Regions from separate parts of the Homo sapiens genome. Here regions 1, 3 and 4 are each linked to region 2. A link is a loop called in an ENCODE intact Hi-C map of the cell type or tissue named here. Cell type or tissue: PC-3. All regions are shown on one strand. Each heading gives the region's core, and the rest is flanking DNA. Links, peaks and the distances in the headings are about the cores only.

The links. A loop is a pair of places that touch in the nucleus more often than their neighbours do. Peaks named below come from ENCODE experiments on the same cell type or tissue, not always from the same donor. Only the 100,000 strongest peaks of a DNase experiment are listed, where the experiment ranks them.
Region 1: it touches region 2 in a loop (11-fold over the local background); 8 of 110 quality-filtered maps call a loop at or near these places.
Region 3: it touches region 2 in a loop (30-fold over the local background); 4 of 110 quality-filtered maps call a loop at or near these places.
Region 4: it touches region 2 in a loop (13-fold over the local background); 3 of 110 quality-filtered maps call a loop at or near these places.

Annotation. Positions count from the first base shown.
Region 1 is chr5:92,305,956-92,314,492 of GRCh38, forward strand. No RefSeq gene overlaps it. Among named protein-coding and RNA genes, the nearest start is that of LINC02058, 630 kb to the right of the region's middle. In PC-3, for the core only: a CTCF peak has its summit at 3,635 (motif pointing right); no DNase peak of the experiment used is centred there.
Region 2 is chr5:92,834,621-92,843,157 of GRCh38, forward strand. It overlaps the pseudogene LDHBP3. Among named protein-coding and RNA genes, the nearest start is that of LINC02058, 100 kb to the right of the region's middle. In PC-3, for the core only: a CTCF peak has its summit at 3,836 (motif pointing left); DNase peaks (open chromatin) are centred at 2,401, 2,951 and 3,831; H3K4me3 peaks cover 873 bases; H3K27ac peaks cover 1,969 bases.
Region 3 is chr5:92,513,863-92,522,399 of GRCh38, forward strand. No RefSeq gene overlaps it. Among named protein-coding and RNA genes, the nearest start is that of LINC02058, 420 kb to the right of the region's middle. In PC-3, for the core only: a CTCF peak has its summit at 4,645; a DNase peak (open chromatin) is centred at 4,669.
Region 4 is chr5:92,549,507-92,558,043 of GRCh38, forward strand. LOC105379082 (a long non-coding RNA gene) reads right to left here. Exons shown (of 4, transcript NR_188298.1): 4 at 3,631-3,965. Among named protein-coding and RNA genes, the nearest start is that of LINC02058, 390 kb to the right of the region's middle. In PC-3, for the core only: no CTCF peak of the experiment used is centred there; DNase peaks (open chromatin) are centred at 3,095 and 3,335; H3K27ac peaks cover 2,221 bases.

The DNA of each region.
Region 1 (8,537 bases), core at 2,111-6,110, 530 kb before region 2:
TAGAGAGATTATTCACTTACCAAAGCCTCAGGCCTTCTATCTGTAAAGATGGAGCAATGTCACATTAAAAAATACACATGAAATACCTATGAATCAGCCCTAAAACATAAGACTTGGTTAATGCAATCTTTTTTTCTTTCTCTCTCTTCCTGGTTTTTCTTTCCTTCTTCCTGTATCAATTCCAGTCACTTGTCAATAGGTAAATGAAAGTAGAAAGATGTGTTTTGGGGAAATTCCTTCAGTAAATGAACTTATTAAAACTACAGTATCAGAGAGGCACTGAATATTCTGGACCTCTACCTCTTTCCTTACTAGACTATTTCAAATTTCCCTTTGCTGTCACAGGGAGTTCTCAACATTTAGTGATTCCCATGTCACAATTTCTCACCTCTCAATTGGTCTGTCTATAGAGAATGTTGCATTGCAAAATTCTCTGAGACTGTATTCAAACTTACTAGAAAAAGGTGTCATGGTTGACTATAATGTTCCATATATTCTAGAGTAGATCATTTTCCCTCTCTGAAATTGGGGTGTGTCTTGCACTCAATGGCATGTTAAAGTCTAGTTGGCAACCGTATTTTTCTGTTTTTAAATTGAACATAAAATAATGGTGTGTCTCATGATTGATGACATCTTAGAGTTAAAGAAACATGGTAGCAGTGTCTGACATAGGCACAGAAGAGACAATGTAGGCCAGCCATCTTAGACTTAGCAAATTTTATTTACCTTAAAATTTATATTGCGTAAAATTAGTTGAGTCACTGTTTTATCAAGAGCTATTTTGTAATTCTCTAAAACCAGATTACTTAGCATCAGATATACTTATATGCATATAAAAGTAAAGAGATATAAATGTATTTTCTACTTTTTTATGACTCTAAGTTTATTAATGGTATGTGAAAACTGTCTATATTCATTCAGTATTTGAACAAAACCTTACCCAGCATTTCAAAATATTTGCAGAGACAATGCATTTACTCTAGAGAAATGTGTTATTTTTTTACCTATATATACTTTTTATATAATAGTTTATTACCTACAGATGGCTAAAACATACATTCATAATGTATACTCCAGAAAAAAAATATGTTAAGGTGTTAAATGTTGTCATGTTAAATTAAAATGTTTAATTAAATTAATTTTTTTAAAGAATCATAAATACAGTCTTAAATGTACATGGTACCATCGTAAATACCATGGCCAGAGTTCTACGGTATATCCCTGTAGTTATATATTCTTATTGGTAAATATAATTATAATTTTAGATAATTATTTACATTTCTTTATATATTGTATGCCTCTAACTATATGGTGCATTAATTCTAAGACATTGATTCTAAACTTTTAACCTCTCTAAGAGAGAATCTTGTCTTATAGTCCATGATATAATTATAATTGGTAGAGGTTTTTTTTTCTTAATGGCACCAAAATGAATTGTACACTTTACAATCAATGGAATCTTAGATTAAACGTGGAATAGAAAGATACATATAAAGAGAGCTAAAAAAGATAAATTTTGTACATAGATACTACCCTACTCTTTTTTCCCTCATGACATAAATTATTATTCTGGAAAATATATTGCAGGAAAATATATTACAAACCAATAATTACTTTTAAGAGAAGCTAATTTACTCGAAATTTCTTCTAAGTGTGCAAGGAACTCAGTATTTTGAAGACATTCTTTTAATTTCCAAAGTATTATAGGGTCTTAATATTAATATGATGGAGTGGAGTAAAATTATAGAGTAAAGGAATATAAATGGTGCTCATAGCCTGGATTATATATTTATTGATTATTAACATTATTTCCTTTGCAAAGAACCTGAGTTTGTGCTCAGAGTTTAATTAATTATTTTCTGGTGATAGAAAGCTATTTTTATTTGGGGAAAAATATTACATAAATATTATTTTAATAATATTTATGCATTCCATATTTGATTTAATTGAAAATGAATCCATGAAATATATTTAAAACATACTAAAATATATATGATTTTTAAATAAAAGTAAAAATACATTAATCAAAATATTGTCACCTTTCATCTGGCATAACTCACTAATTTGAAACTAGTTTAAATTATTAAATAACTATGCATATAAAGATATAACTAAGTAAATATCCCTTTCTATTAATACTGGAAAAGTTAAAAAGATTTTAAACATTTCCACCTATGATGGATTGAGTAAATACATAACAATTCACTCATGTAATAAAGAGTATGCTTGCTATTAAAAGTGAGATTGCTAAAAAAAACAAACATGAAAAAGAGTCAATGTCTGTGAAATAATGCTACTAAAATGATTACAAATTTACTCATATATTGGGAAACACAAATGCTTATTACATTTCCAATATAAAAATGTGTATACTTCTGATTTTTCTATAGTGAACATACTGAGTTTTGTATGTTTAAAAGATAAGAAAAACAATTAAGACAGAATACACCAAGAGTCAATAAAACTTAATGATAAGAGCAGCTAGGAAATGTGAACAAAAACTTAAAGACAAACAATTTTGTCCTTCTATGTGTATTCTTACCTAGTTTATGTAAAGGAAGCATAAGTGCATCATTTGGGTGATGATTAATTGAGTGTTTAACTTTAGACAGGCAAAGGTATGTTGGAACCAGCACACATACAGAAATAGCTCTCTCACATGTAGATATTGCTTGCACAAACTGTAGAACCTATACAATCAGCACCTCTCTCTCTCTCTTTTTTTTTCTTAAATAATGACTCTAACTTTAGATCTTTCCTTTGCTCATATTGAAAGTCATCCAGAAAAGAAGTTTTCAGATTGTACAGTTAGTATTTGAACTGGCAGCAGTGACCTGATCTAAGAGCACAGCCTTTTTCACAAGCTTTGATGTGCTGTCAGGACAAATCCTGGGATTCTTGGCATCAGGTTTTAATTTGCTATCATGAAAATGAATTGCATATTCAGTACTATGGCAGACAGTTTCTGTCTATTACCAATCTTGGGAAGTAGTTGGAAGTGCTGCTTAAGTCAAATGATCAGAAAAAAAAATGATAATTTGTCAGTTTCATTATGTGTCTAGTAATTTGTCTCATTCATAATAAGTATTTAGGACATTTTTGATTGGGTGTCAGGCATGCATTACCTCTGACAGTAGAATCTGTTGCCACATGTAGTCTGGGAGAGCACTGGTTAACAGCATATGGGAACTCTTTCTCTCACTGCTTATAAAAATATTGAACGGTCCTACAGTTTTAGAGACTATTAGAAATAAAGTGCTGAGATCAAAATAAAGAGAATTTGCACTTCTTACAATACTCAATTCATAAATGTCTTACACTCGATGTGTCTGTTTTTTTGGTGTGTGTATAATTGTTAATGAGTGCCATGATATTTTTAAAGAAATAAGAAATCTTAGAAATTGTAATCAAAGTGGTTTTATCCTGAACAGCAGTGCAAAGCCCTGTTTTAGGAAAAATTAAGAGCATATGTTCCAGAATTCAGCCCTAATTTGCAATGAATTGCTTCAGTAAAAGCACTTATATCAGTACTGTTAATCTTAATGGTTACAAGTGACCCATGTTTTAATAATCCAGAACATCAGTTGAGTACAAAATCTCTTTTTCTAATTAAGAATGTTTGACCACAAGAGGGAGTTCCTTGCCAACTGTTTACTTAGCCTCAGCAGATATGATGGGCCAGAATTTACACAGAAAAATACCTTCAAATATATTTAGTTTCTTCAGTGCTTTTAGATTGAGAAAATGATGACAATCTATTTAAATTTAGGTCTTCATGAATTTTCAGAATGAAATATAATTTGCACTATGAAATTCTTAGGTTAGCATACCAATCATTTTTTAGGAATGAAATGATGTGCCATGTTTTTGAAAGAGGTTTCAAAATTTGCACCTGCAAATTTGCAGTGCACCAGTTTGTGAACAAAACCCACACTGATATACCAAAGACCCTTTGAGGCCATAGATTGTGCCACTGTACACCAACTTACTTAATTTGCATAAAGAAAGATAGCTTTGTCTACATAAACTGACACACATATTTTTGCCGAATTTGGTATCATCAGTGAATACAGTATAGGATGTGGAATGTGACTTTGAAGGTACAAAACTAAATTAGCATGTTTGAAGAAAAAAAGTTAATCCTTCAACTAGTGGACTCCTTGGCATACAAATCAAGGCTATTTTCCTCATGATTAGGTATGTAATATACCCAGTATCTCAATCATATATTAGAAAACTAAAAATATTTCCTACCTCATAATGATTTGCCTTAAAATTACATGTAATCCAGAGCATCCCAGTAAAGTGTGTTCTGACACAACTCTGAAAAAGTAACAGCATAATTAGGAAATACTTTATGCAATATTCCATGTGTGCTTCTTTTTAATTAAAGAAAAAAAAAAGTAGGATTGTTTTAAAACTTGCATATTATTCCCCCAAGAATTTGATTTCTGTTGTGGTTATTCCTAAAGTTTTATACCATAGCCTCCTGAAGTGATACTCAGCAGCATCTTCCTCACCGTAAGATGAGAGCAAGAATTCTCCATGGCAAAGCACAGGGGCATTTAGAGATAGGCACTCCAGCCACACCTATCGAGATAATTAATAAGTGTAACAGTAGTAAATGCAGTAATTTTGGCAAAACTTATTTGGAGAAAATGACTGTATCTCACATGTGTCGCACTGGCTATAATACAGGATATAGGAGAAGAAAATACCAGTAATTCTTTTTACTGTTACCTCCCACCCCCTGTGGTTCTTAGGATTGTATTATTTTAAACCTTTTTTGACACATTTTGCCCCATGAAGTCATGCATTTTTAAGAGCTGATCTCTTTACAGTAACTTAAACTGACAAGTAAGGAAAGCAGAATTCTTTGGTGACCCCGGCAGTTCTGCAGCTCACTGAAAGGCTTCTCCCCAACCTGTTTCTAAGACAGACATGGTGAGGAATACAAGGACAGCACGTGCTTATATATATTCAACAATAAGAATTCAAATACAATAAAATGCAGGGAAAGTCACAAGACACTGTGAAAACACATGCACGAAATTATAGACAGAAATAAGTTTGAAATAAATATCCTTTGTTGGTGTAAAGTTGAGAAATGATAAATCATTCATTTTAGTCTGGAACCAAAGTCAAGCTGACAATAACATGGAGAAATGAAGATTTATCTTATTTTTTCAGCAAGTTGTTGCAGGTATACTGTGCAATCTTTTATGGAGTAGGAAAGTGGTTAATTTTCCTTCCTTCCTTACCTCCTCTCTCTCTCTGTTTCTCTCAGATGCACACACACACGCGCTCGCACAGACACACACACAGAAACGATACATGTACTTTTCTTTGGGGTTAATTATATTAAGATTCTTAACAGTTGTATTAAAAATATGCCTAACACTAAGCCTTAGTGAAAACATCTGGAAGTTTTGGTTTCCATGATGTAAAAAATCCAGATGTTTGGAAATATGCTTACTGACTGATTTGTATATGTGTGTGTGAGCACGTGAGTTTGTGTGCATATATATATATATATATGTGTGTGTGTATAGTCTTTTGCTTCACTGGTGTCATGAAGACAAAACCTTGAACTCCACATATTGTCATTATGAAACATAGTGATTTCCAAAATCCACCTTATAAACTTATAACATACATTATTAACATTTTATTTTAGCAAATCTCTCACACTATCAATGTATGGATATTTGAAATTGAAATAAGACATCATGCTAACTATCTGCAAAGGAGATTAAATATCAAGTCCAACTCTTTAATTTAACATAGTTGGCCATAAAGAACCAGAGACGCTCAGAGTTACTTGCTCATAGGGACATTTCCAACTCTTTCAAAGTTGGGACAAAACTCCCAGTCCTAACTTCCCAATCCAGGAATACTGTTTTCATATCATAACAAGTAGCATCCATACATGATAGGAAAAAAACCTGAAAGGGAAAAGAATTGTAGCCTTAAGAGTTTCACTAAGAAATTCATGTTTATTTGAACTTTAAAAAGGGATCATGTATTTTATTATTTTTAGTAATGTCTTGGTGTTTTACTTGACTGATATATTTTAAATATTATTGGTGCTATTAATGCTTTTGTTATGATGATTATGACATTAATAAATTATAATTCCACAAAACCAATTTACATGCAAATGTAGTAAGCAAATTTTATTCATCAGTATAAATTACCAAATAAGAAGAGCATACAACTTCCTAGCAGTGTGTTCCAAGTCAGGTAAGATGAGTGAGTTTTTCAGTCGCAAAATGACTTCGATAAATTCTAATAAGCCATTCAAAAAATGTAGCTTAAAATATGCCAAAATATCCACATGCCGCCACTGGACTGAGGGCTTCAGTTAATACTGCAAAAAGCTATCTTTAATAGCTATTGGTTGCTCAGCAGGATGAGTAAGGCTGGGATTAGAGATAATGATACTTGTTGGAGCCACAGGGAGGCAGAGGAGAAAGCGATCGGCCTCCCTTGGCTTTGTAAAAGCATATTGAAAAGAAACTTATATTCAGGAGAACATGATACTAGGCAGTGATACATCTGATAATCTAAATATTTCTTTTTTTTCTTTTAAGTTGATCTGAGACAGCTATTTCACATTTAAATATAGTATTGAAATTCTTAGACGTCAGAGAACACATCGTGAAATCTCTCTTGTATTAGCCTCTCCTTTTTGCATTCCACTGTCTCCATTCTATTTCAAACCTTGTCATCTTAGTGAATATCAGTTTACTGATATTCTTTCCTTTGCGATTGTCCTACACACAGTACCTCTCCAAAGTAGTGCAAACTAATTGCAAAAGCCAGAACAATCTTTCTAGTGGGCTGCTGTGATTGTGTTACTTCCTTATGCTGAAACTTGCTCTTTCATATTCAGTACAAAACAAATTTCATGTAATAACATTTAAAGTTTCCTCCTAGAAGATATCAACTTGTTTTATTGTTGTTCTTGTTGTTTTTAATGAACACTGTTCCCATGTGAAACGTTCCTTGAACTACTGTGTCCTTTCAGACTCATACTATGGATTCCCTCAGGCAGGAAAGCCTACCCTTTGCCTGTTGAAATCTAGCTACCTTTTAAGGCCCAGATCAATTAAGATGTACACTATAAGTCTTTCTTCGTCTCTGTTATGAATAGATCCCTTACTGCTCATCTCTTGATAGCAGTCAATTTGTACCACTAACAACAACACCTATGCTGAAATTATAATTATTTGTTTGTAGGTGCTATTGCCCCATCACATTTTGCTCCCCTCTATGGCATAGACCATGTCATATCCAACTTTATCGTGCAAGACTGTCTGTTTGCTACATAATAGGCTCTACATAAGTTATTTGAGAATTGATGAATTAATTGAAATTTTAAAACATAGTAGATTGCATGAACATGAATATTAGCAAAAATAACTTTAAAATATGCCAAAATATTCACCTGCTGTCACTGGACTGAGGGCTTCAGTTAATATTGCAAAAAAAGCTGTCTTTAATAGCTATTAGTTGCTATTAAATAGCGATTTTTAGGATTTAAAGCCATTTAAATTCAGAACTTTTAGTGACTTACTGTGCCAGTGGCCTTCTGTTTGTCCCTCCAATGGCCAAAAAAGAACATTACAAGAAGGTTGCAACAGTGAGAAAATGAATGCGCAGAGGTCTACTCCCCCTGTGCCTTCTCTCAGAGATTACATTGGGATAGTTTCTTTTGACCAAAGGTCCTGGCTCCTTTCAGAAGTAAGGTTCTCCCAAGCTCTCTCTCTCCATGTTCTGATAACTGCCTCTTCCTCTTGCCCTTCAAGCTGAGGTATGTTATTTAAGCCCTTCTGTCACTACTCCCAAGAGGCTGCACTGTTTCTTGCAGCATTTCTCTGTCCCACTCATGCCATTATAATTAGTCCCTTTAGTAAACTCTGTTCCAATTTTTCTATCTGATGGTGTCATCTATTTTCTGACAGGAGCCTGACTGAAACATCTATAAATGTGTATGGATTTATGGTGCATATACTTTGTGTATCTACAAAATGACAATTGTCAACAGCCATGGGGAATTACTAAAACTAACAAATGACTATCTTTTCCTTAGAGTATTATAGTAACAATCTTAATTAATTTGATCACCAATAATTCTATTCAATGAGTGAGCATTAACTTCAGTTCTGCTTTTAGCCATTACTATACAACAGAGAACATAGACAGATAGATATAGATAGATAGATGGATAGATAGATAGATAGATAGATAGATAGATAGACACATGTATATACACACATGTATTCCTAAGTCCTTCTTTTCAGAATATAAAGTTATTGAAGTGTTCAAGACCTATGCACAGACAACATCTCTTGCCAACTAATGTCTATATAAAGTCAATATACCAGTTATTCTAATTGATAATTGTGAGTCATAATTACATCTTTGATTTTTAAAAAAAATCCTATGATAGCACTTAAACTGCTTGCCAACCTTTCCGAAAGCTGAAGTAATTTGTTATTTTTATAAGTAGGCAAAACTTAAAGTTTTTCTTA
Region 2 (8,537 bases), core at 1,646-5,645:
CCACTCCAAAACCTATTCGCCTGGGTCCCTCTCGCATCTGGTGGTGTCACCAGTGGGAGCTGCAGAACAGCAAAGATGGCTGCCTGCTTCTTCCTCTGGGAGTTCTGTCCCGGAGGGGCACCGACCTGATGCCAACGGAAACACTCCTGCATAAGGTGTCTGGTGACCCCTATTTGGGGGTCTCACCCAGTCAGAAGGCACAGGATCAGACACCTGCTTAACAAAGCACTCTGGCTGCCACTTGGTGGCACCAGGAAATCCCACTCGTCAGGGACTGCCTTGATTCCTCAAAGCCAGCAGGGGGAAAGACTAAATTCTCTGATCTGTGGAGATCACGTCCGCCCCTCCCTCTAGGGGCTCCATCTCAAGGAGATCACAGTTCTGTCCCTAAGCCCCTGGCTAGAGTTGCTGAAATTCCCACAGGGAGGCCTGGTCTGGGTCCAGCCTAAAGAGTCAGTCTGGCCACAATCTGCCACAGCCACTGTGCTGCTCTGTGGGGAATCCTTCCTGACTCCACACCATCCAGTTTCCCCAGCACCACCAGGGGAAAACAGCAGGCTGGAGTTACAGTGATGGCTGCCGCCCCTCGTTCCAGGAGCTCAGTCGTCTTAAGCAGCAGGCAGCTGAAGTGATGGTGGCTGCCTCTCTCTTGGGAAGCCCAGTTGTCTTAAGTAGCTGGCATCTGTAGTGATGGCAGCTGCCCACCCCCGCCCCCGCCCTCCGCCAGGAACTCAGTAACTCAGTAGTCTTAGGCAATCTCCAGCCCAGCGGCCATGGAGAATTTGCACAGCTCTGTTCTTGGGCCCCAAGGCACTGGTGGCGTGGGCTCACCAGGGGATCTCCTGATCCACAGGTTGCACAGATCTGTGGCAAAAGCATGGTTTCCCAGGTGGGGTAGCACACTTACCACCTCTCTTGACTGGAGGTGGGACCTCCCCTTGCCCCTTGCCCCGTGCATCTCCCAGGTGCGCTGTCACTCCACCCTGCTTTTCCTCCTTCTCCATGGGTCGTGCCAATCACCTAGTCAGTCCCAGTGAGAGAATCTGGAGACCTCAGTTTCTGGTGCAGGATTCACTCACAGTTTTCATTCTTCTCAGCGGGAGCCTCCAACTGCAGCTTTTTCTAGTCAGCCATCTTGGCCCCTCCAACAATACCTTTTATACAGTACTTCTTTAAAGCATATCATTTGATATCTGAATATGGCAAGCAAATTTTTAAAGCTGGAGTTTCTTCATTTCAGCATCCACTTTGAACTCCTTTCCAGTCTCACATGCTGGCCTCACATAAACAGCAAGCTTGCATAAACATGGCAAGGAGAGAACATTATGAAATTCCTGGAAACTTTTTATTCTTCATCAGTTTGTCAACATTCAGAGACTCTCTTAGATTTTGTGTTACCTTGTGGCTTGCCAGTCTCTCATCTGGGTCTTCCCCTTCTAAACATTTTTCTTTGTTGCTTCTCCAGTCCCTCCTTAAAACTTATTTTTTTCATCATGGTGGTGTGGGAGGAATTTGGGATTTGGAGTCAGAATACACTAATAGCAAATCCCACCTCTGCAACTTACTCAGCCTAAGACTTGAGAGAAATGTAATATTACTGTTTGGTGTTGTTCTAGCTTTAGTTTAGTTTAGTTTTGCTTTGCTTTGTTTCTAGCCATGTGTAAAGGGATGATAACACCTACCTGAGCATGATTGCTAAGGATTAAATGAAATAATATATACAAGGCACATGCCACCCAATGTGAACACTAAAGAAACAGTAGCTGCTTCCAAGTTGATATCAAATTATATTAATGACTAGTACTATTTAAAGGCATCTGTATAGGACTAACATGGTCCTGCAGACAATATCTAGGTGAAGGTAAATACTTGGTGAACACAGCTGGCAGGTAAGAAGATTCTTCCTACCACCCTTTAAAACAACTCCTACTTTGCTTCATTTTATATGTCACATCATATAACAATATGGAAAACTATCATTATGTTCTAATTTGTTTATCAAAATGCTTTAGTGTGTCATTTTTTCTAACCAGATTAAATGAAGAGTGGGAGCAACTTTGAAAGAATGGCCATGCCATTGAGGTTGACTGAAAGCTGGAGGGCATGGCCATTGGGTGAGAGGTGGCAGTGCTGTGGACAGATAGTAGGGGAAAACTGAGAGGCACAGAGGATGGGCTGGCAGCTCCAGTACCCCTTAGCCAAGATTCAGGGAGATGTGGGGGTGTTAAGAGGAGGGTAAACCCAGGTGGACAGTCTTTCCTAACTAGCACTAATTAGTCAGTCTTGGCTGAAAAACCTCAGTTGTACATGAAAGAACACCACAGATCTTATAGTGTTGTTTGTTCAAAGATTTTGGATTAGGTTTGGCCATTCTGGAACTCCACAGGCACTATATATGCCACTTCATCTCAAAATTTATAAGATATGAGCACATGATTCATAACCTAGGAGTTTATAGCCATCAGTAAAACTCTCTTAGCCTAATGTTGATGTTACTGCATTCCAGATAGGTTACATTTCTGTAATTGTAGCTTTACCACTTAATTTTTCCCCCTCAGGGTCATGTTCTAAATGTTATCTAGAAGAGCAGTCTTTGAATAATCTTTGGCATAGCGGTCAGGATCACGGACCGATGGTCTGAAGCCAATAATGCTAACTCTACCACTTACCAGGTGCATAACCTTGGGCACTTCATTTAACCTCTCCTTGCTTCAGTTTTCTCATATGTAAAATAGGAACAATAATGCCAGCCTCATAGCACTATTGAGAAGAGTAAATAAATTAATCTACATTAAGTGGTTAAATAGTGCCTGGAAAATAGTTTTGAGTTAACTATCAGCCTGGCACATAGTAAATGTTATATAAATGTTAGCTATTGCTGCTGCTAGAAGCTGTTGTGGTAAATTCCACATGCTATAGTATTACTTTAAAACACAGTACACTGATCTATCATCCCAGAAGAATTTATTCAAGTTTGCCAGATAAATGTCTAAATACACTTACTCATCAAACCAAACATGAATTTACCCTGTAAGATGAAGGGAAGCACAGTGAAAACATTTTTAACAGAAAATTGTTTAAATTTTAGTAACAATATAGAATGTAAATAGTTAATAAAAGCATTTGGCAGACTCTGATGTTGATCAAGTTCAGAAGTAATATGAGAACAAAATAGAATGATTATTTAATGGATTATTGATTCATCCAATAAGCAACTACCATATGCTTTGCCCTGTACAGAGGTTTGAAGGACACACACACACACAAAATACTAGTTTCCTGTATTTATGAAAGTTATAATCCACTAAAGAGAAGCTGGATAAATAAATATTTTAAATCATGGTACTAAGCACAATAATCAAGTCAAACATGAAATGATACAAAAATATACAGAAGCAAGTGATTTGTATATGGAGGGCACTTGGTGATGGTTTGAGGCAGGCTATACGAAGGCAAAAATTTATCTCTACCCTTAAGTTGGATTGTTGGTGCATAGGGAGGAAAAAACTAATGGTATCAATATTCTCTCTTGTTCTGTTACATAAACTTTTTTCAACTAAGCCCATGAACAAAATATAATAATAAGCATATAGGATTGACCCCAAAACACAAAATAGTCAGTCTTCAGATTTAGTAGGAAACATTAACTATATCAAAAAATATTAGTGCACTGTAAAAATGCAATACTGTAGTTAATATTTTGAATGCCTGGAAGAAAAAATGTCTCAAACCTTTACCTGTTAACCTTAGGCAGACCTTTAGGGGAGTTATATGAGAATGCCTCTCCTTGACTCTTGTATTCTCCCTGGGTTAATGTGAACTGTCAGAGCCCCCATGTGGTAATTAGTGTCATGGAAATCCACAGGTAGATACTCAGTAAGACAGAAAGAGAGATGGCTCCTGGGGATTGCTCCCACAGTTAACAGTTGATCATATAGCCTCTCACACCCTCCCCGGCCAAGTGCAAAGTTAGAAAGCAAAGGCAGTTTCTCAGTCTTCTTCAGTGTTATCTAGTCATGATGAATCAACCTTTTCTTCTTCTTTAAGTGAAAATCTATGTGGAAATAAATTCAAAAACTATAATACAACTTGGGTAATATTAAGTGAGTGTTTAGAATGTATAAATACCTTTTTGAAGTTTATTAATTCTGAGTAGAAACCAAAGACACAAATTAAGGTGTTTGATAAAGAATAAGTTTGTTAGTATAATTTCAAGAAATAAGCTATCAAGAGACATAAGCTTTTTGGTCATCAACAGGTTCTCCAGCTCTAACACCTCCGCAGCAAATATGAGCTTAGGAAGTTAGGGAAACAGTCCTGGGACTCACAGAAAATTTTGAGTACCGCTCTGTGGTAATTGGCTCACCCTTTTGCTAACATTGGAATAATAGCTCAAATTATCAATATCGTACTTGAAAAGTCGCTTGCTATAACCAGCTAGGAGACATAATGCAAAGAGACCTCACCCAAAAGAAAAAAATTAACAAGAAATGGGCAAGACCAAAATTTGGAAATCTATAAAACTATATATCTATTTAAAATAAAGACTTGACAGGAGTCCAAGACCAGCCTGGCCAACATGGTGAAACCCTGTCTCTATTTAAAATACAAAAACTAGCCATGCGAGGTGGTGGGCATCTATAATCCCAGCTACTGAGGAGGCTGAGGCAGAAGAATTGTTAGAACCCAGGAGGCAGAGGTTGCAGTGAGCTGAGATGGCGCGATTGCACTCCAGCCTGGGTGATAGGGCGAGACTCTGTCTCAAAAAATGAAACAAAATAAAATAAAAATAAAGTAGAATAAAGACTTCAGAAACTAGAGAACTTTATCATGTTCTGGCCACATTAGTGAAGGCATCAACACACTTTTTATCCCACTATCTAAAATGTCAGATGCAAAGGAATGTGTTTGTCAGAAACAAAAAAAGTCTTGTTTTCTTGTTTGCTTATTTATTTTCTGTCTTTGAATGCTAAAATAAGCTTTTGGAAGTAGGTCCTTTTCTTTTCAGCTTTATTCAGGTCTAGCACACCCATTGTAAGAATCCTTAAATGTAAAGAGTCCTTATAACCCAATACATAATATAAATTCTTGCACAGAAAAATAGGTAAAGACATTAAGACTCAAAAATAATAAATACAAATTGCTAACAAATAAAAAATTAAACATTAATGAATAGTCAAAAATATAAATGGAAAATACATCAGATAGCATTTTGTAAATAATTTAGTAAATATATATCAAAAAATTTAAGTTGTTTAAGCCCTTTGACCCAGTAATTATACTTCTCATGAAAGAATAAGAGATTCATACACACAAAAAAAATAGTATGTAGATCATTCTCAGTACAGAGTTTTCTCTACTACAAAAATGGAAAAATCACCTAAATATTCACCATTGGGCTAGTGAGTAAATAAGATAAGCTATATCCATATGAACTACTCATATGAGACATTAAAAATGGAATTTTCAAAGAAAAGTAAGTTGAGAAAATATAGAGAAAATTGATGACTAAAAACAAAACACAAAAGAATACATCACTGCTTATATAGTCCTATCATTATTCAGGTGTATACGTTTGTGAACATATTAAAAAAATTGTGAACCAATAGCAGTGGCTCTCACGGTCTTACAAATTTTGTTTCCCTTAGTATGCTTTTCTTTGCATGTTTTCTGCTCTACACTAAAAATTACATTACTTTTATGATTTTGAAATTCAACAAAGTGATTATTTTCATTGAATATTTGTTTATTTATAAAAAATAACCCAGAACATGCTGTGAAGACCACAGACACACTTTATAAAAGGAAATGTTGTCTGGTGTGCATATTCTGATGGTTTCATTGGAGGGAGTTTACTTTCCTGCATATTTCTACCAAGATTTAGGTTGAACCATGCAATTTTTTAATTTTCTATATTGTTGTCTTTCTTTTCTTCTTTTTTTCTTTTTTTGGCACATATGCTGCTTAGTTTATTTTTTTCTTAGGTTAAAATGAAAGTATTTTATTAATGTATTCTGCTACCATGGAACCAATCTCTTGCTTTAGAAAGAAATATGATTCATGAACATGAATGGTAACTGAATGTCCAGTTAGTCACATTAGAGTCCTTACATTTATTCACCAAAAAATGTAGATATTATGGTTGTTTTAGACCTTTCTGGATGTCAAAATATCTTTACCATCAAAATCCTGTTAATAACAAAAGATAATCTTTGAGCATTTAGAACACAAAAAAGGCTCAGAAGAATTTTTCTCAATGCCGTATAGACCTTTCATTATTATTGATACTAGTTGAACCTGGAAATTGTTTTAAATGCGGCTTCAATTAGCTAAGCCACACTTACATCAATAACAACATTTATGCATTCTTTCAGTTTTAACACCTCATAGGCACTTTCATTCACCAAATTATAAACTATCTCCTAAATTTAATGGTCAATGTTTATACTCATTTCCAACTTCAATTTTTATGGCAAAGTTATTGCCACATTCACTTAACTTCACACAGCCACACTTGAGTTACTGTGATTTTCCAAATCCATCCAGGGCAGCTACTGGGATTAATGCAAATATTTTCAGATATAAAATATCCCAATGCATAGAATCCAGTTTAAACTTGCTTATAATCACAAAGGTCTTGGGTTGTTGACTGAGTTTCGGACAATATATGTAAGATCATCTACTGAGTGGAAAATCTCAATTTTCATGCAATCTAGACTGTGCTATACAATCTTCAAAATAATGAATTTGAAGGCAACAATGTTTTTCTAGGCCATAGTGGGCTAACTCTCTTTTTCTTCCTGGCAGAGTCCTATGATTACTACCACAACCTGAGAATTGACTTGGACAGAATAATCTTTTCTGTCACAATTTTAGGTGTCTAAAGAAATAAGCTCCTATTCTTCAGATCCTTTTATTTTTCCCTTTATCTTCCAAAACAATAGCAAGGGCAAGTTTAGTAGCAAAACTTTTTCTCAAAATGCTGATGGCCCAAGCCACACCAAGTCTACATGTGGTAGGAGAAATCATCTCAAGGGGAAAGTATCTTAAACTGGTTCTTCAAGAAAGAAAAGCAAAAGGCAGTGATTAAAACTTTTTGGGAGATGCTAACCCTGATGTCATGTGAAGGTGAGAGAAAAGAAGTAAGACAAAGGAAAATGAAACTAGTTTGCTATGATGTTGTACCACGCTCGTCACTGTTTACCAATGAGCTTCAAAAAGACATGGTGACTTACCTAGTCTTGCATTATTTGGTACTCAGAACTTGTCTGTAACTTTTGCAAGAAAAAAGTAAGCATTTCGCAAGAAAAAAGAAAGAAAAAGGAAGAAGTTAATGTACCTTGACTGCTTTCGGTCCCCTGTTATGTACTGGTCAAGGTTCACTTCACATACAGCAAGTTCCTCACACTTCCAAGCTACATCTTCCAACCCTTGCATAGCCATACAGGAAGACGTGTGGTGAGGATTTTCATTCAAGTCAAAAAGTGAATGGGAGAACAACAGAGGCAGAATATTGATCAAGGAAAAAAAAGGAACATGTGGGAATCTGAAAAGTGATCTGAGCTTTGTGTCTCCATACAAAGACAACGCTTTTCTATGCAGTTTTCTCACATGCAATGAGCTGCAACTTTTCATGTTCAAGTACTTGAATTCCAAAACACTCTTCTTCATGATAGGCATATTAGAAAGGCAGGGATTTAAGATTTGTAGGGAATGAAATACGATGACTGTCTAAAGAACATAATCAACTATCTTAATATGTAAAATCTTATATATAAAATAATATATCAGTAAAAAAACATTTGTTTTTGACTAGAAAAGATTCAAAAGTATTCAAAAACACTTTTTAAGAAACTACAGCAAATCTATGTTTTTTTGGTGAGATTGCTCACTCATCTAAAGTTGTATCATTATATAAAAGTATAGTTTTAAAATAAGGCTTGGAATTAGTGCGATAAAATATATTGAATTACGGAATTTTAGGCGTGTTCTATTATGCTAGCATTATCAACATGGTAAGTCAAGAAAAATAATGTTGCTTGTTGACTCACCAAAATAAATCACATCATATTTTGTGGCTTCTAATTATAAGAACAATACAATGTTAATTTAATTTGAAAAATTTAGAAAAGTAAAATGAAGTTATTAAATCACCCATTCACACTCCAACCATCAATTTTAATGCTTGTTAATATTTTAATGTTTCAATCTTTTTATCTAAGTATATATATATTTCATATGGCCAGGAATACTTTAAATTGATATTACAGAAAATATGTAATTTTGCGTCTTACTTTGTCACTTAACTTTTTTATCATATGACCATATATAATCTCCAAAAATAACAATTTAAATAGTTATGTAGCATCTCCCCAATAACAGATATTCTGTAACATATGTAACCATTCTCTTATTAAATACAAGTCATTTATATATATTTATTATTAGAAATAAAATTACAATGCATCCTATTGTCTGAATTTTCATTAGTTTTCTAGGGAGCGGTTTATAGAAAGAAAAATAAAAGGCCAAAGAAT
Region 3 (8,537 bases), core at 2,642-6,641, 320 kb before region 2:
CCATAATCTTACCCTTGTGGCCTTTCATTAGTCTTATGAAGACAGTTACAGTCTCCAGAGGAGGTCAGTTTTGGGAGGGATTATTCTCATCCTTGTCTCAAAGTTAAACTGTAAACTAAATCCCACACAAAGTGAGCTTGGTCTATGCCCAGGAGTGAGCATGGGCAGTTAACTTGTGATGTTAGAAGCAAGATGGGGTCAGTTAAGTAAGATTTATCTCACTGTTATAATTTTTGCAAAGACAGTTTCATTTCTTCAAAGAAGATATACAAATGGCCATCAAGAATATGAAAAGATGCTCAACATCATTATCCATGAGGAAAATGTAAATCAAAACCACAATGAGATACCACCTCACACTCACCATTATGGCTAAAATAAAAGACAAATAAGAAGAAGTATTGGTGAAAATATGAAGAAATTTTAACCCTCATACACTGTTGGAAGAAATGAAAAATTGTACAGCTGCTTTGTAAGACAGTCTTTCTAAAGATATAGTAGCACAGGCCTATAATCCTAGCTACTTGGGAGGCTGAGGTGGGAGAATTGCTTGAGCTCAAGAGTTCAAGACTAGCCTGGGCAACATAGTGAGATCCTGTCTCAACATAAAAACAAGAAAAGAAAAACAGTCTGACAGTTCCTCAAATGATCAAACATAGAGTTACCATATGATGTTCCACTTCTACCTTATGCATACAAAAGTATTGAAAACATACATCCAGATAAAAACTTTTACATGTATGTTCATTGCTGTGTTATTCATAGTAGCCAAAAAGTGAAAACTATTCAACAAAACAACCCAATATCCCTCAACAGACTAATGGATAAACAAAAGGTTTTACATACATAAAATGAAATATTGTTAGAACTGATACATGTATCAACTTAAATGAAAGGAGCTAAATTAACATAAGTAGAGAGTTTATTTGGGCCAACCTTGAGGATTGCAACCTGGGAGCATAGATTTGAGTTGCCCTGAATATACACTACAATTAGCAGCAGTTACCACTAGATTTTTAAAGGCAAAAAAAAGGAGCAGTTAGTTCCTAAGTTGTTTACCAAGAATTTACAATAAAATAACATAAGCTATTGATTGACTATATATTGTTCTTTGCATTACAAATTCTAGGAACATGGAAGATAATGGGTGAGGCAACTAGTAAGGAACAAAATGACTTTGAACAATTGCCTCAAGCATGGGTGTGAGGGTGGGGAGCATAACTAAAGTCCCATAATCATGTTTGTCTGGGCCTAATAAATTTTGCATTCCTCACATAGCTCAAACTTTTCTGAGCTATTCTTTCTTTCCTCACATGTTACAACTTGAATAAACCTTTAAAACAATATGTTAAATAAAAGAAACCAGGCACAAAAATCCATGTATTACATAATTCTTTTCATAAGGAGGTCTAAAATAAGGAGATCTATAGAGATAAAAAGTAGAGTAGTGGTTGCATAGGGCTGGAGAGAGATGAGGGATATGGAAATGATAGCTAAAGGGTATGGAGTTTCTTTTTGCGGTGACTAAATGTTCTAAAATTGACTGTAATGAAGGTCGCACTTATCTGTGAATATACATTGAGTGGTACACTTTAAATAGGTGAATTGTATTGTATGTGAATTAAATCTAAATAAGATCATTTAAAACAACAAGTGATTAATTGCTTTCAATTCCAAAATTTGGTGAGAATATATCGTGGACAGTTAGTCTCTCTTCAGTGTGGTATAAATCAGGGTCACTCATACCATTGTCTTCAAGTGGAAGCTCAATTGTTAAAAAAAGAAAAAGAAGAAGCCAAGACAGCTTCACTCACATATGTGGTGCTTCATATGTGGTGCTTCATCTGTGGTGGCCGCACAGATAAGGGCAGATTGAGCCTCTTTCTCCATGTACACCTTCATGAGTTAAGCCTGAGTTTCTGTTCATGAAGACTTGATCCCAAGACAGTGAAAGTGAAAGCTATAGGTCTCTGCAAGCCTATGTTAGGAATTCCATAGTGTCATTTCTACCACACTCTGTTGATCAAAGCAAGTCACAAGGCCAGCCCAGATTTAAGGTGAAAGGAACTAGACTCTGCCAATTCATGGAAAGCATGAGAAGCGGAAACATAAAAAGAGGAAGAAAGTTGTTGTTATATTTAACAGAGATCTACTACAGTATTCCACCTGTAAAAACTCATCATCAAACATCAAGTGCACAAGCAAACGTTTCCCATCTCTACCTACGTCTTTCTTTCTCTTTATAGCCCAATTTTAACTTTAAAAAAAAATCTCTCTCCTTATTTTCTCACCCATCACCCACATATCAATCCACTTTAATAGGATGTACCAGGTATAATAATTGTCAAATATCAAGCTCATTTATTTCAATTCCCCTTTTAAATAGATTGACTGTAGCCTAACCTTCTCTGACTCATTCATGAAGTCCATATCCATAGGTGACAAGAAGGTTGATTTTAGTACATTAACAAGACAATAAGTTTGAAAGCCAGTTTTTATGGAAAGTGGAAATTTCTCAAATTTGCCTTACCACAGTCAAAGCCTAGAAGACCTAATTTATAAAGTTCACCTGGGCCAGGTGCGGTGGCTCACGCCTGTAATTCCAGCACTTTGGGAGGCCGAGGCAGGCGGATCACGAGGTCAGCAGATCGAGACCATCCCGGCTAACACGGTGTAACCCCTTCTCTACTAAAAATACAAAAAATTAGCCGGGCGTAGTGGCGGGCGCCTGTAGTCTCAGCTACTCGGGAGGCTGAGGCAGGAGAATGGCGTGAACCCGGGAGGCGGAGCTTGCAGTGAGCTGAGATTGTGCCACTGCACTCCAGCCTGGGTGACAGAGCGAGACTCAGTCTCAAAAAATAAGTAAATAAATAAAGTTCACCTGTAGGTAGAGAAAAGGGAAAACTTCTAATAACACATAACATTTAATGCACCTTCACTATTTTAGGTACTTTTCAGATATTTATTTAATATTCACATTACTATGAGGTTGATACCTATAATTTTCCATGTTACATCTATTAGGGAGACTCAGTGAGATAAAGTATTGTATGTCACACATGCACATATGTAAAATTTATTATACATATCTATGTATCTATCCCCCTCTCTTAAGTTACTGTATTTTACATCTCCTACCTACTATGAGAGTGTAAACTTCTTTTTTTTTTTGAGACTGAGTCTCGCTCTGTCACCCAGGTTGGAGTGCAGCGGCGAGATCTCTGCTCAATGCAAGCTCTGCCTCCCGGGTTCACACCATTCTCCTGCCTCAGCCTCCCTAGTAGCTGGGACTACAGGGCACCCACCACCACGCCCGGATAATTTTTTCTATTTTTAGTAGAGAGAGGTTTCACCGTGTTAACCAGGATTATCTCGATCTCCTGACCTCATGATCTGCCCGCCTGGGCCTCCCAAAGTGCTGGGATTACAGGCGTGAGCTACCGTGCCCAACCAAGAGTGTAAACTTCTTAAAAGCAGAAGTTTATATACTCAGTTCCAGTTGTTTAATAACTATTGAGTACATCAATGAGTAAATAAATAATATTATTGATTTGGTTTATGTCTTATATTTTACAATTTGTTTTACAAACTTAAAAGAGTATAAGTCATATATATTTATATATCCTGCTTTTTATTATACAAGAAACATTCTTTTTTGGATAATATTCTGAAACATGAATAAACCACTTTTAATATCTAATTTCTAATAATTGGTCGTATAGACTGTTTCTAAATTATTATTGTAATAATTTAAAAAGTCATATACACAATTTTAAAATTGTATCTGTAACTGTTATTACAGATACAAATTATTATAATAATTAAAAAGTCACATTCACAATTTTTAAATTGTATCTGTAATTCTTAAGATAATTTTATAAGAATTAATGCTACAGTATTTTTAGAACTGTTTGCGCATATTAACAAGTTGTCATCCAGATATTATATGCCAACTAAATAGTAAATGACAATATGTTGTTGGATTTGTATTTTCTTTTTCTTTTTGAGACACAGTATTGCTCTGTAGCACAGGCTGGAGTGCAGGGGCATGATCACGCCTTACTGCAACCTCAGCCTCATGGGCTCAGGCCATCCTACCATCTCAACCTCCCAAGAAGCTGGAACTACAGGCATGCACCATCAAGCCTGGCTAATTTTTTTTTAAGACATTAGGTCTTACAATGTTGTTCAAGTTAAATAATGTGTCTTTCACTTTTGGCAACATTGGGTACTAGAATTTTTAATAAAATGTAAATTCATTTATTCAATAAAACTTTATTTTGGTTTCATATTTTTAAAAACAATTATTGAAAACATCATAGATGAAGACCTTTTGGAAATACAGCTGCCCTTAGAACTACTCTCCATTTTAGATTTCACAAATGATAATTGACCAAGTGTTCCCATCCCTGGATTCAATCAAGGAAGTCTTATTGATATTGTACAGTAATTAAGCTCCTTACTGTTGCAGGAAGAAGAGAAGAAACTGTGATTATCAACCTGCGTTGGTGGTTTACTGAGAGGAGGTAATGTAAATTCATAGAAGAGATTCTACTCCCACCCGACCTGTGCTCAGCTTTTGTTATCTTCTGTCGACTATAAGCATATACTCCAATTCACCACAAGGGGCTCCTCACCTGCCACTACTCCCACACTGAGCTTCACTTTTCACTTTCTATTCCTGAAAGACTATTGCTCACTTTCTTACTCATGCAAAACTAGGTACTTTAAAAGTCATGCTGCATCATATCCATTCACACTAACCTCCAGCCTTTCCTCAATGGCTAACTCCCATAGCAAACCCCTCTACATCTGTTTATTCTCATGTTTCTAGTTCCCCGTTTGCACAGTGCTGAAAGTTTTCCATATTGCCTGCTGTCTTTACATAACAGTCACTTACAGTTCTTAAACACACTATTCACTTAGCACTCCCTGTGTCCTGATTAAACTACTCATAATATCTAACATCAATTCTTGCTTATATTGGAGATTGGAGGTAGGGAGTTCAAGAACAGTGTATCTAGAATACTCAGAGAGAAGAAAAAGAAAACGTTATCCTATGTCTGGGCTAGATGCATCTGACAGATTACCAAAGGCTTGCCCAAGTGTGGGGTGATCAGTTTTCAATTAGACAAGTAATACCTGAATATATTTTCACAATGTATACAGCATAGAAAGACACAATATTGTAGTTCTCCTTATACGGTGGGGTTGATTTTTTTAAAAAAAGCTTTAAAAAGACGTAATAGCTGTACATGAACTACAATGTACAATTTCCTTTCAGTAAAGATTTCAGACATGTGGATGCTTTTAAATGAGATGAGGTTATTATTCAAATATATGCATCTAGACCTTCAATCAATCAAGAAAAAGGGAATAAATGGCATACTGCTCAATATCTGAAATATTTGAGAAGCAGTCAGATTTAGAGCCAGAGGGCTGGTCTTAGGGATCTTGAAGTATTTTTGAACAGAATTCTATACTTAGAATTCTCTTCTCTGTGTTTACTTTTTTCACAGACCCAATGAACCTGGCAAGCCTATTGTAATTAGAAATTACAATTTAGAGTAGGAGTAAAACGGAATGGTTAAATGTAGACACACCTAGGCAGTAGGCAGCCCTTCTGGCACTCAGTTCTATTGTGTTTTTCTTCAGGATTTGCTAATCCAATTGCATATTTAAGAAACTCAAACATTTTTAAAACTGAAAAAACTCAAGAGGGAAATGTTTTTCTTTTATGGGGCCTTGGTATCTCCAAAAGAAAAGCAAACTTCTCTTGCTAAAGGAAAATGTTTTTGACGTATTTTAATTTTATTGTTGTTGCATGTGGGTGGGAGGATGGAAGAACCCCAACATGTTTCTTGCTGTCATAGTTTCTTTTTTTATATACTTTTGTTTTAAATACTGTCATTGAGTTCAAGGGCCAGGAGAGGGAGATCATAATGTGGATCTTTTTGAGGGGTTTCTTTTGTTCTTGGTTCAGTTTCTGCCAGGTTAGACTGGGGAGTATTGCTGAGGAGGCCACACAATTGAGAGTTGTAAAAGTCAAGAATCTTTGTTTTCAGTGATAATCTTATAACAAATGGGAGCCAGGTGTGCAATATTTGAATTGGCTGCTTTTCAGAGTTTTTATTTATTTTCCTTTAGGTATGCAACAGCACGGCAGACTAAAATGAAAATGCAATCTTATAATGCCTATTTTGGGTGGTGTTTGAAATTGTTGAGTAATTACAACAAATTATAAAGAATATATGAATAAAAATTCAAGGCCTTGGAATAACACATGAATTTTGGAATTCTCCCAAATACAATAAGTCTTTCTTTCTCAACTATTGAGATTACATGACATCATCCTTTTTGTTCATCTGAGGCCACCCATCTGGTTTCACCTTCTTCCAACATTCATTGTAATAGATCATTGACAATATTCATGGATTACAGAGCCTCAGGGATGGAGAGAGATCTAGAAATAATCTAATCCTTTTTTCTTTTCTTTTTCATAACATAGGTTTATTTTATTTTTGTTTTTAATTGACAAATAATAATTGTATATACAGTGAAATATGATGTCATGATAAACGTATACATAGTGGAATGATTGAGTTAAACTTATTAGTGAATCCATCACCTCACATGCTATCAGTTTTTATGGTGGGAATGCTTGGAATTTACTATCTTAGCAATTTTGAAATATAAAATACATTATTATTAACTATAGTAACAATGCTGTGCAATCGATATAGGACATTTATTCCCTCTAACAAACTTTGTACCCTTTGATCAGCAGCTCTCCATCCCCCTCTGCTCTCCAGCCTCTGGTAACCACCACTCTGTTTTTATGACTTAGACTTTTTTAGCTCCAACATATAAGTGAGATCATGTGGCATTTTTCTTTCTATAGCTGGCTTATTTCCCTTTGTATAATGTTCTCCAGGTTCATCCATGTTGTCACAGATGACAGACTTTCCTTCATTTCTAAGGCTTTATAGTATTCCATTGTGTGTATATATATGTATATATATCACATTTTATTATTTTATCCCTTCATGAGTACTTATGTTGATTATTAATATTGGCATCGTAAATACTATTGAAATGAACATGGGAATGCAGATATCTCTTTTATGTATTGGTTTCAATTCCTTTAAATATATAACCAGAAGTAGGATTGCTGGATCGTATGGCAGTTCCTCTTCTTTTCGATTGCTCGGTCTTGACCCAGTTCACTGGTAAAACTGAAATTAGTGTTTAGTTCTTCTATTTCTAAGCTCAGTCGGTACTTTTCTTCTTATAACACTTTTGCCTCCAGTTCACAATATAATGAGAAATAGGTGATGGGAAAATTGTTTTTAAATAAGCACAGCTGAATCCATACTTACATCAAATCCCAACAGTTCCCGTTTCTCAAAATATCAGAACTTGTAGAAAACTTGTCTGTCTGACAAGCAACTATTTCCCCATCTTTTCATGTCTGTACCTTGATTTATCTTAAATAAAATCCCTACCCACGCATTTCACTTAGGGCTGATCACATTCACAATTTCGTTAGAGTCAGGCCAGTCCAATAAAAATGTCATATCACCTGAGCCACCATGATTATGCCATGCCACCACCGCTGGAACAAACCAATCTGAAATAACTGCAGGACTTTTGCAGATGCATCCCTAATGCAGGAGATCTCTTAGTGTTGTGGCTGTGAACAGGACAGATTATAGATGCATTACTGCTGGAAACCATCATGTGAAAAAGAGGAAAAGCACCTGATAATGTGAGCTATCCTATGAAAGACAGAATTCATGAAAATATACAGAAAGAAATAAGAGAGGAGCACTGTCTTTCAAGAGGTGCCAAATTTTAAGAGTTCTAAGAAATATTAGTGCTGCATAGTTCTTAATTAGTTGCATATTTTTGGACTCCATTGCAATAATCAGATTCTACATTATTTACATATTAGATCAATACTCTAAACATTATCATTTTAAAAATAAGGTAGTAAATAAAGATATATATGTCTTTGGATTCAGCTTCCTTGATCTTTTTATCTATCCACATTGCATTTTAAGCTGAACATATAATTAAGAATTCTTCTGAATAAGAATTATTCTAAGATGCCACAGAATGGGGTACTTAAGAACTCAAATAATTTCATGAGAAATGAGAATTTTAAAATGTTTGGTCAATTTTAATATTCCAGCTTTGGATTATGCTTTGATGATGATGATGATGATGAGTAGGAACCCAATTTATGGTTAATCCTGTCTTATTACGAATATATGTATTCACTGGGACAAAAACTATTCATATATTTATGGAGAAAAATAATTTTGAGTTATGTTGAAATGTAGCCTTAAACACATCCAAGTAATTTTTTTGTCCTGTTCTTTTTTATCAAATATCCATTCTTCATATGTTTGAACTACCTTCGCTTTTTGTTTTCCTGTTATTGACACAGTATGGACTAAGAGTATAAAGGAGATAATTTAAGGGCAACTTCACACCTGAAAAGTTGAAATCATTGGTTTCTCCTTACAGAAGAC
Region 4 (8,537 bases), core at 1,575-5,574, 290 kb before region 2:
ATAGTTATCTTTTAAAAACCAGTTTTGGATCAGGTACTATTAGGGTCTTTTACGTATGTTCTTCCAGGTATTCCTCAAAATAAAACTGAATCTCATAGCGATTGATTGAATAGAGCCAGACAAGAGCACGTGGAAATCCCACTTGCCTTCGTGTGCACCTTGATGTGCAGCTACTGACACAGAAAAATAGGAAGTGCATTGTGGAAGAGTTAAAGGGGCGCAAAAAGTTTTATTCTGGGAAAAAATGCTAGTTACTAGAGTACAGTCTTAACTGACCAAGAAAAATGTATATTTTGTCACAATTTCCTTTATGTTTCCATTGGGACAAAGCTAGTCTAATATATGAGACTCTTGAATGGCCCTTATCTTTGATATAAGTGGAGAGTATTTGCAAAATGTAATTTCCTTGCAGCCCACTTCATTATATATACCTATTTTCATAACAAAGCCTGTGAAGAAAAATTGATGTTAAAATCAATGCATTCCTTGAATAATTGAGATTTTTAAAATGGATCTGTACAAAAAGCTATCCTTCAGAACAATGTCTCTCAAGTACTGTTTGCATGAATTTACACTGATTTTCCTTTGGAATTTATCTCACTTAAACTATTCATTTTTTTAATCATTCACAATATTTCAAAGCTACTTCTCTGTTTTTAAGCATTCTACTTTAATTTGAAAATAAAAAGAATGTAATAAAATTGAATGATTAAATTGCACTTCTGCTAAGCAGGATTATTTTCTTATATCTTATATCAGAATTTTATTAGGTAATTGTTTTTCATCAGTATGTTCTGCCTACATCCTAGTAGTTAGGAAAATTGGAAAAGCATTGCCAGATTTTCTTTGTACAGACGTAATCTTTACATTTCTTAAATTGTGCTTGACAATTTGAAGTGATGACAAAATTATACCTTTGGTTGTATATTTTTCTTATCATACTAATTTGAATCTAATAGAGGCAATATAGAATTTTTTCTTTTGTCATACATTATAATTTCTATAATTCTTTATAATATTGAAATTCTGTAGTTCAACTATTGCTTCCTAAAATACAACATATGCTCAAATCAAACAAGATTATTAATTTAAACACATAAATATTAGCTTTATTATTGTTCCGAACTTAGTTTCCTTTTGGGTTGTAAAATATAAGATGTGAAACTTATCTTTTAAAAATCAAGTGATCTTTGATTTTGCTACATCATCTACTCATGTGTTCTGGGCCTCAGTGGGGACCAGAAAGCTAAGGACTTAACATGTTTCTATGACAATTTTAGGAAGAAAAAATAGTATCATTTTACATCTCCACCTTCTCTTCATCAGAAAACAGACCTTGAGAATTATTGTAGATAGTCTTACACCATAAAGATAAATGCAATTTTGAGGAACACGTAACATGATTGCTAAGCAGTTGTGTGCATATATGTGTGTATATATATATATCCAATTTTGCACATTTAGTAATAGAATAACATATTTTTAAAATGAGGTCTGCCCTCAGTAATAAACTTTCTTATTTGTTAACAAATACTTTTAAGAATTCTCTAGAGAATTCTTGGATTGAGCCATAGTTACCAGAAGAATACTTCTGACAAAGACACTTAAGCAGATATAAGAGAGCGCAAAGGGAAGGCAGAGAGATGTTTCAACGCTGTCATTTTAAAACTTCAAAAAGCATCTCCACATCAGAAGCGACTTCACAGATCCCGAGTCTCTACATTTCTGAGATATTGTTTGGTTTCATTTTTTTTTCTCTCCAGGTTCCAGGTTCCATAATCTTTTTAAGAGGTATAGGATTTGGGAAACATAGTATGGAGCATGAAATTTCTCTCTCTCTCTCTGTTTCTCTCTCTCTATATATATATGTATATATAAATATATACATATATATTTTTAAATTATCAGATTAGTGATTAAGACAGATATTAGAAGAGAAACAACAAAACTGTTATTTTTCTTTCACCATTCATAGAATTACTGGTACTTCTATATTAAGAAACAAAATAAAAGCAATCATTTAAACATAAGAAGTAGTATGATAGATATATTTTTGATAAAAATCAAGTAAATATTTGTCTCTAAATTCAAACTACCCACAGTGCAATCAGTAAGTATTAGAAAACAGGTAAAGACTTGTTTTATGTGCTCTGGCTATATGTCAGACACAGAAGAAACAAGTAGAGCTGATAACCCCTAACTTTTAAGGTCTATTCTAGACGTAAAGATGCAGTGTAGTTCCAAAATTATAGTTAAAAAATATATATATACAAATAATAAATCATCCACAGTAAATGTTGGAAACAGAAAAAAACAGGCAATATGTACAAATATATAACTTCTCTAATATGAATATTAAAAAGAATTTATAAATAATAGAAGCATGCTGATTGTTTTATAATATTTTCAAATTCAAATTAAGAAAAAGATAATGAAGCTGTATTCAAGAATATTAGAAGTATTGTGAATATATATAGGACTGAAAATGATTTTGTATAACAGCAAAAAGCAAAATTGAATGGCATTCTATTTAAAATGCTTTCTTTTTTATATTTAAATGTATTATTTTAGAGAAAATTCATCATTTAATAGGTGGCTAGCAAACTGTTTCAAAAAGCAAGATAATTTACAATTGAGTATAGTATATCAGCATTTCCATATTTTGCATCATCTTGATTTAATATTTCTGGTGCTTCAGCAACGCTAGTGCCCATTCTTGGTAACCACATCACCACAGAAATGTAATATATGTGTTCCGTATCGTTTCCTGCATTATGTGTGTGGGTTGTGGTTGTTGCTTAAGTTCCCATGACTATTGAGTGAGGAAGTTGGGTATAATTCCTGGCAGCATAGTAGTTTATCCATTACACTAAAGAGCAGATCGTATTTCAAAATGTTTTTCTGAGATCATTACAGCAACAAATGGCAGGGTTATCAGCCTTATTACCAATTGCCCAGAAAATGTGGGGAAAAAAAGCCACTAAAAATAGCCACAGGAAGCAATAATTTCTATGACAAAATGTTCGGCTGTTTACTTAGTACGCTAAGTAATATATTTTTGATCAAAGATAAACAGTTTAAAAAGTTACATTTGTGTTGTGGGGAGGCAAGGCTGAGGGAAGGAGGAAATTGCTGTTCCCTAAAGGCTGATGTACCTTGTAAAATAATCTGTCTTCAAACTCAGAATGAAAGGGAGCCAAAAACAGCTTTGAATTACATGAAGACCCTGGAGAGGCTGTTCATTACACAATTTGCTGTAGTGGTTTGCAGATGTCTCATTTTGTGAGTCAGATTATGCACTTTATTTTTTGTTGTTTAAGTTATGTTGTATAGCGTTGGTTATAAATTCTTTCCTGATTTGTCACAATTTCTCTGTAAACAGCACAATGTCTACTTTGAACAAACTGATACATTGTACCCCTGCTGTTTCAAAACTGTGACTGATGAAAGAGCTGTACTCTGGCTCTGAAGCAAGTAAGGTACTTAGTAGAAAATGGCCCTTTTATATAGTGCATCCAACTATAACATCAGAAGGCTGGACTTGTAACCACTTTATAGAGAAAGTACCCAAGAGTACATGGTGAGGTGATCAGCAAAATGCCAACTCTGAACAGCAATGAGGCAGTGATGTCAAATGACCCGTTTTGGCACATTTTATTTTAAGGATGTAATCCTGTAGCACATACATAGTCCTTGCTAAAGTTAATAAAACTTCCATTATAAGCTAAGAAGTCTTACTAAAAAAATACTTATTCATAGATTTGTTCTAAAGTTGGGTTCCTGGTTTTAACTGAGGTCATATTCAGGCAATAAAGACTCTAACAAGAAAAAACCTTTTTTCCTTAATTTGGGAAAAAAATGTCATTATGCCTTGGGAAGTATTATAATATTGTTGTAATCATCTGCAATCCTCATTAGTCTTCTTATTATATCTGAAGCACTTGTATTTGTTGAAGTAGAAGCAGCTGAGATAAAAGAAATTTGAAAGTGAAATCATTACACATTTGAGTCAGTGCCTTTTTCAAACTGGAAGCCTGCTCTATTACTCTTAATGAGCTGATGCCCCAAATACTGAAAATGGATTCATATTTCTTAACCTCTTTTGAACCTCTAGTTAAAAACTGTGGTGTGAATTCAAAAGGAAAAAAGAATGTCAATGGTGTTTTTAAACTATTCATTTGGGGAACTATTAGTCAACCTTTACAAACTACTTGATAGTAATATTTAGCCAAGTCTAAAATTAATGTTTTTATCGATTAGAATACTAAAAGAAACCTATTTTAGTAGTTATTTTATATTTTTAAGGATCGATTATATGTCATATAATTCATAAACAACAGTTAATAGATACTTAAAATTTAAGAAAATATTTACATGTTAAAATTAAATATTAATAACAATATATGGATAAAAGCATATAGAACTAAATATACATGCACACAAATGAGTAAAAATAAAACTGAAAAAGCTGGATAAAATTGATATCAAAGTCAATATCCTAGGCTAATGTTATACTATAGTTTACCTTTAGCAGAAACTAGGTAAAGTATACACAGTATCTCTTTATTATTTCTTTCAACTGCATGTGAATATAAAATTATCTCAATACAATTTTCATCTAAAAATTAAATGTTACATAATTACAATTTGATCTATCTATAGCCTCTAAATTTACAAAAGGAATAGGCATTTTTAAATAACTGCTCTAGATATTTAATCGATAATAAATACCTAGTAAGAGGAGATACCCTAAATTTAGCATATTAGAAGTCAAGTACACATATAGTATGAGATTTTATAGGTTAATAAAATATAATGTTAATTTAGAAGAAAGGGAAGTGTTTCAATATTTGAAAAGAGCAAATTTCTAATTCCCAGGTATTGTGCATTTTCACTGCATCTAGTGAAATCACTGTTATAAACCACTCAAAGCAACATCACTGGTGTTGATTTTATTTGAAGATAATATAATCCAGTTTTATATTGTACTTTGTAAATCAAAAGCAACATGGGACAGGGAATGTTTGCAGTACAGATCTAAGTTGGAGGAAGACATCACTTTTAATTAAGAAGCACTAAAGTGATATATAGTTCTATAGGAAAAGTGCCAGATCAGAAGAAGTGAAAACACTTAGGTTTTAATAGTTTCCTTTTGGTGACTCTAACTATGCTAATTTGTCTTTGATAAATTGTGACAAGGACTGTCAACTTAAATGGTCAACATACTCATTAAAATTAAGCAATAACATTTCTATAGTAATAATCTTAGATATGTTTAAGACTTAGCCCTTTTTCTGGAAGTTAGAGTCTAATAATCTCTGCTTAGTCCCCCAGGGAGTGGGGTGAGGGGAGGGTGGTGGCGGCATTCAAGTTCTGGCAGCATGTGAAACAACAGGCAACCCTCAGGAATTTCAGGGCCACACAATCTACTTGAGTTACATGATACACTTGTGATTAACACTAATTCATTTAATGTGCTCAAGTATCTATGTACCCAGTTAGAAGATTCAGATCCTATAATATTCCTAGGTATTTTGTATTTCATCACTTTATTACTATTTTAATGTTGACACAAGGACCCAAGATCCAATCTTCATGATAAAGACAAAATTTCTTATTAACAGCTAAGGTGAATCCACAAGTTGACATTCTAATACAGTGTCAGAAGACGGAACCAAGGGATTGCCTTGGGTGGGCATCAACATTGAATCACTGCAGTTGGAAATAACAATCAGTTTTGTTTTTATGATTTCGCATTGATGTTTACTTATATTTAAGCTCCTTTAGAGATTTCAAATGACCAGACCACCAAGCCTGGCTGCATTTTCCTTGAAAACTATTAAGAAAAAATATATAGAGATCAGGAAGACTTTGTTGATTCTTTGCAATTTGCATGTGCACTATACGAAAACTAGGAGAAATCTGAAAAAAAAATCAGATATCCATATGTTATTTAATACCTCATATCCAGATGTTTTGGAGGTCTGGTGTTATAAGGTTTATAGCTTTAAGACTGCATATATTTTCAGAAGTCAAATAAAATATTGCATTTTATTTATTCATTTGTTTCTCATTTTGATTTGTTTCTACTATCTTTTAGAATTACCAAGAAATTTTATGGAAATCATCATTTTGAAGTCAGGTAATAAGCAGAAAAATAAAGAACTGCAATATTATCTATCTTCTTAAGTGTATATTTAGCATTCTCTTGTTCAGTTATCCAGATGATTAAATTTATTTCTTGAAAAGCAAATCACATATCAAATTTGGCCTTACTTTTTGGCACATATGATGGTAATGTGGATTAAATGTTATGAAAACAGCTAAATTTAATTAAAAATATACTTTAGAACTAAAAAACTAAAAATCTCAGGTTAAAATTTTTTCATAATCTGTGTAAATCTGAAAATACGAGTAAAATTATTGAATTGTATTGAAATGAAGGTAGGAAAAATAAATTTTATAAAATGTTTACATATATTTATAAACTATGTATGTTTCCTTTATTACTAGTTTAAATGTCCTTACTCATAAACAGAAGATCTAAATATGGGAAATAATCAAATTCCATCATGTTTAATATTTTTCTTTCTCCAGTCATATAAACATTGATTCATGACTTATTTTCATATTTTGTTGCTCAAAAGCTATAGTTGACAGGGTAGGACATTTGAATATGTTCTGGGTAGCAATTTTGTTACCTTAATTTATAATTGTAAATATTTAGAGACATGAACTCCATTTGTCTTCCTGCCCCAGGCAGGCTACTGTTAGGTGAGACTATACAGATCTTTTTTTTTTAAGTCATATTATCATTATCTGATATAGTTTGGATGTGTGTCCCTGCCCCAATCTCATATTGAATTGTCTAACTGTAATCCTCAATGTTGGAGGTTGGGCCTGGTGAGAGGTGACTGGGTCATGGGTTGGAGTCTCATGAATGGTTTAGCACCATCCCCTTGCTGCTGTTCTCATGATAGTGAGTGAGTTACGGGAGATCTGGTTGTGTAAAAGTGTGCAGCACTTCGCTGCTGGCTCTCGCTTGCTCCTGCTTTCAGCATGTGCCTGTTCCCCCTTTGCCTTCTGCCATGACTAGAAGCTTCCTGTGGTCTCCCCAGAAGCAGATGCCACTATGCTTCCTGTACAGCCTGAAGAACTGTGAGCCAATTAACCCTTTTTTCTTATAAATTGCCCAGCCTCAAGTATTTCTTTATGGCAATGCAAAAACAGAGTAATCTTTTCTTCAAGATCCTTCCTCACAACTAAGAAGTTGACCCTGCCTTTTCTTTCTTCCATGTATATGGGTTTTCTTTACAGTGCCCTCTAAATTTCAATGATTGGTTTATACTTCACTCTTCCTGGCTAAACTGTATTTAGATTTTAAAAATCACTCTGCTTTACTTAGTATTAGAACTCTAATGCTCTATAGCAGTCATGTACCTGGAACCTAGTAGTTGCTCATGAAAATGTATGTTCAGTTTTATGTTGAATTTGTGTTACTGAAAACCATCTATCAGAGTATGGATTACACTTTAGGTCAGGGGTGTCCAATCTTTTGGCTTCCCTGGGTCACATTGGAAGAAGAATTGTCTTGGGTCACACATAAAATACACTAACAACAGCCGATGAGCAAAAAGAAAAATAATCGCAAATAAACCCTCATAATCTTTTAAGAAAGTTTACAAATTTGTGTTGGGTCACATTCAAAGCCATGCTGGGCCGCATGCAGCCCACAGGCCGCAGGTTGGACAAGCTTGCTTTAGATATTCACTTAGCACATGTTAATGATGGAGTAAATAAAATTGATCTTCCAACTTGCAATTTTCTAGCATCCTCATGAAATTAAAATTCCATTTCGCTTACCAATACCTGTCTCTATTATCTAAAAACTATCCATCAGAGGGTAACTAATTAATGCACTAATTTTTCTCTGCTGAGGCATTGGCACTGACGTTTTAGTAATGCCATGTACTTTTCCCATTTGTAATTTGTAAAATATTCTCTTATGATCACCATGTATTTTGTAAATAATAAAATAGTATTTGATTATATACATAATCAATGATAATAATGATTTATATATATATAGTATCATATATACGTCATTTAACAAACCATTGTTATGGTTTAAATTATGTTGCCCAAAAAGTTGTTGAAGTGCTTTCTCTCAGTAAATGTGACCTTAATTGGATATGGTATCCTAGCAGATGAAATCATTTGGGTGGTCCCTAATCAATACGACTGAGTCTTTATAAAAAGGGGAAATTTAGACACAGACATAGACACACACACAGGGAGAATCCTATGTGAGCATGAAGGAAGATACCAGAAAATGCATCTATAATCCAAAAAATGCCAAAATTTCCAGAAAACTACCAGAAATTAGGAAATGGGCATAAACAGATTATCCCTCACATCCCTCAGCAGAAACCAACCTTGCTGACACTTTGATGGTGCATGTCTAGCCTCTAGAACTATGAGAACGTTAATTTCTGCTGTTTAAGCCATCCAGTTTTTGGTGAGCTTTGTAGCGTTTT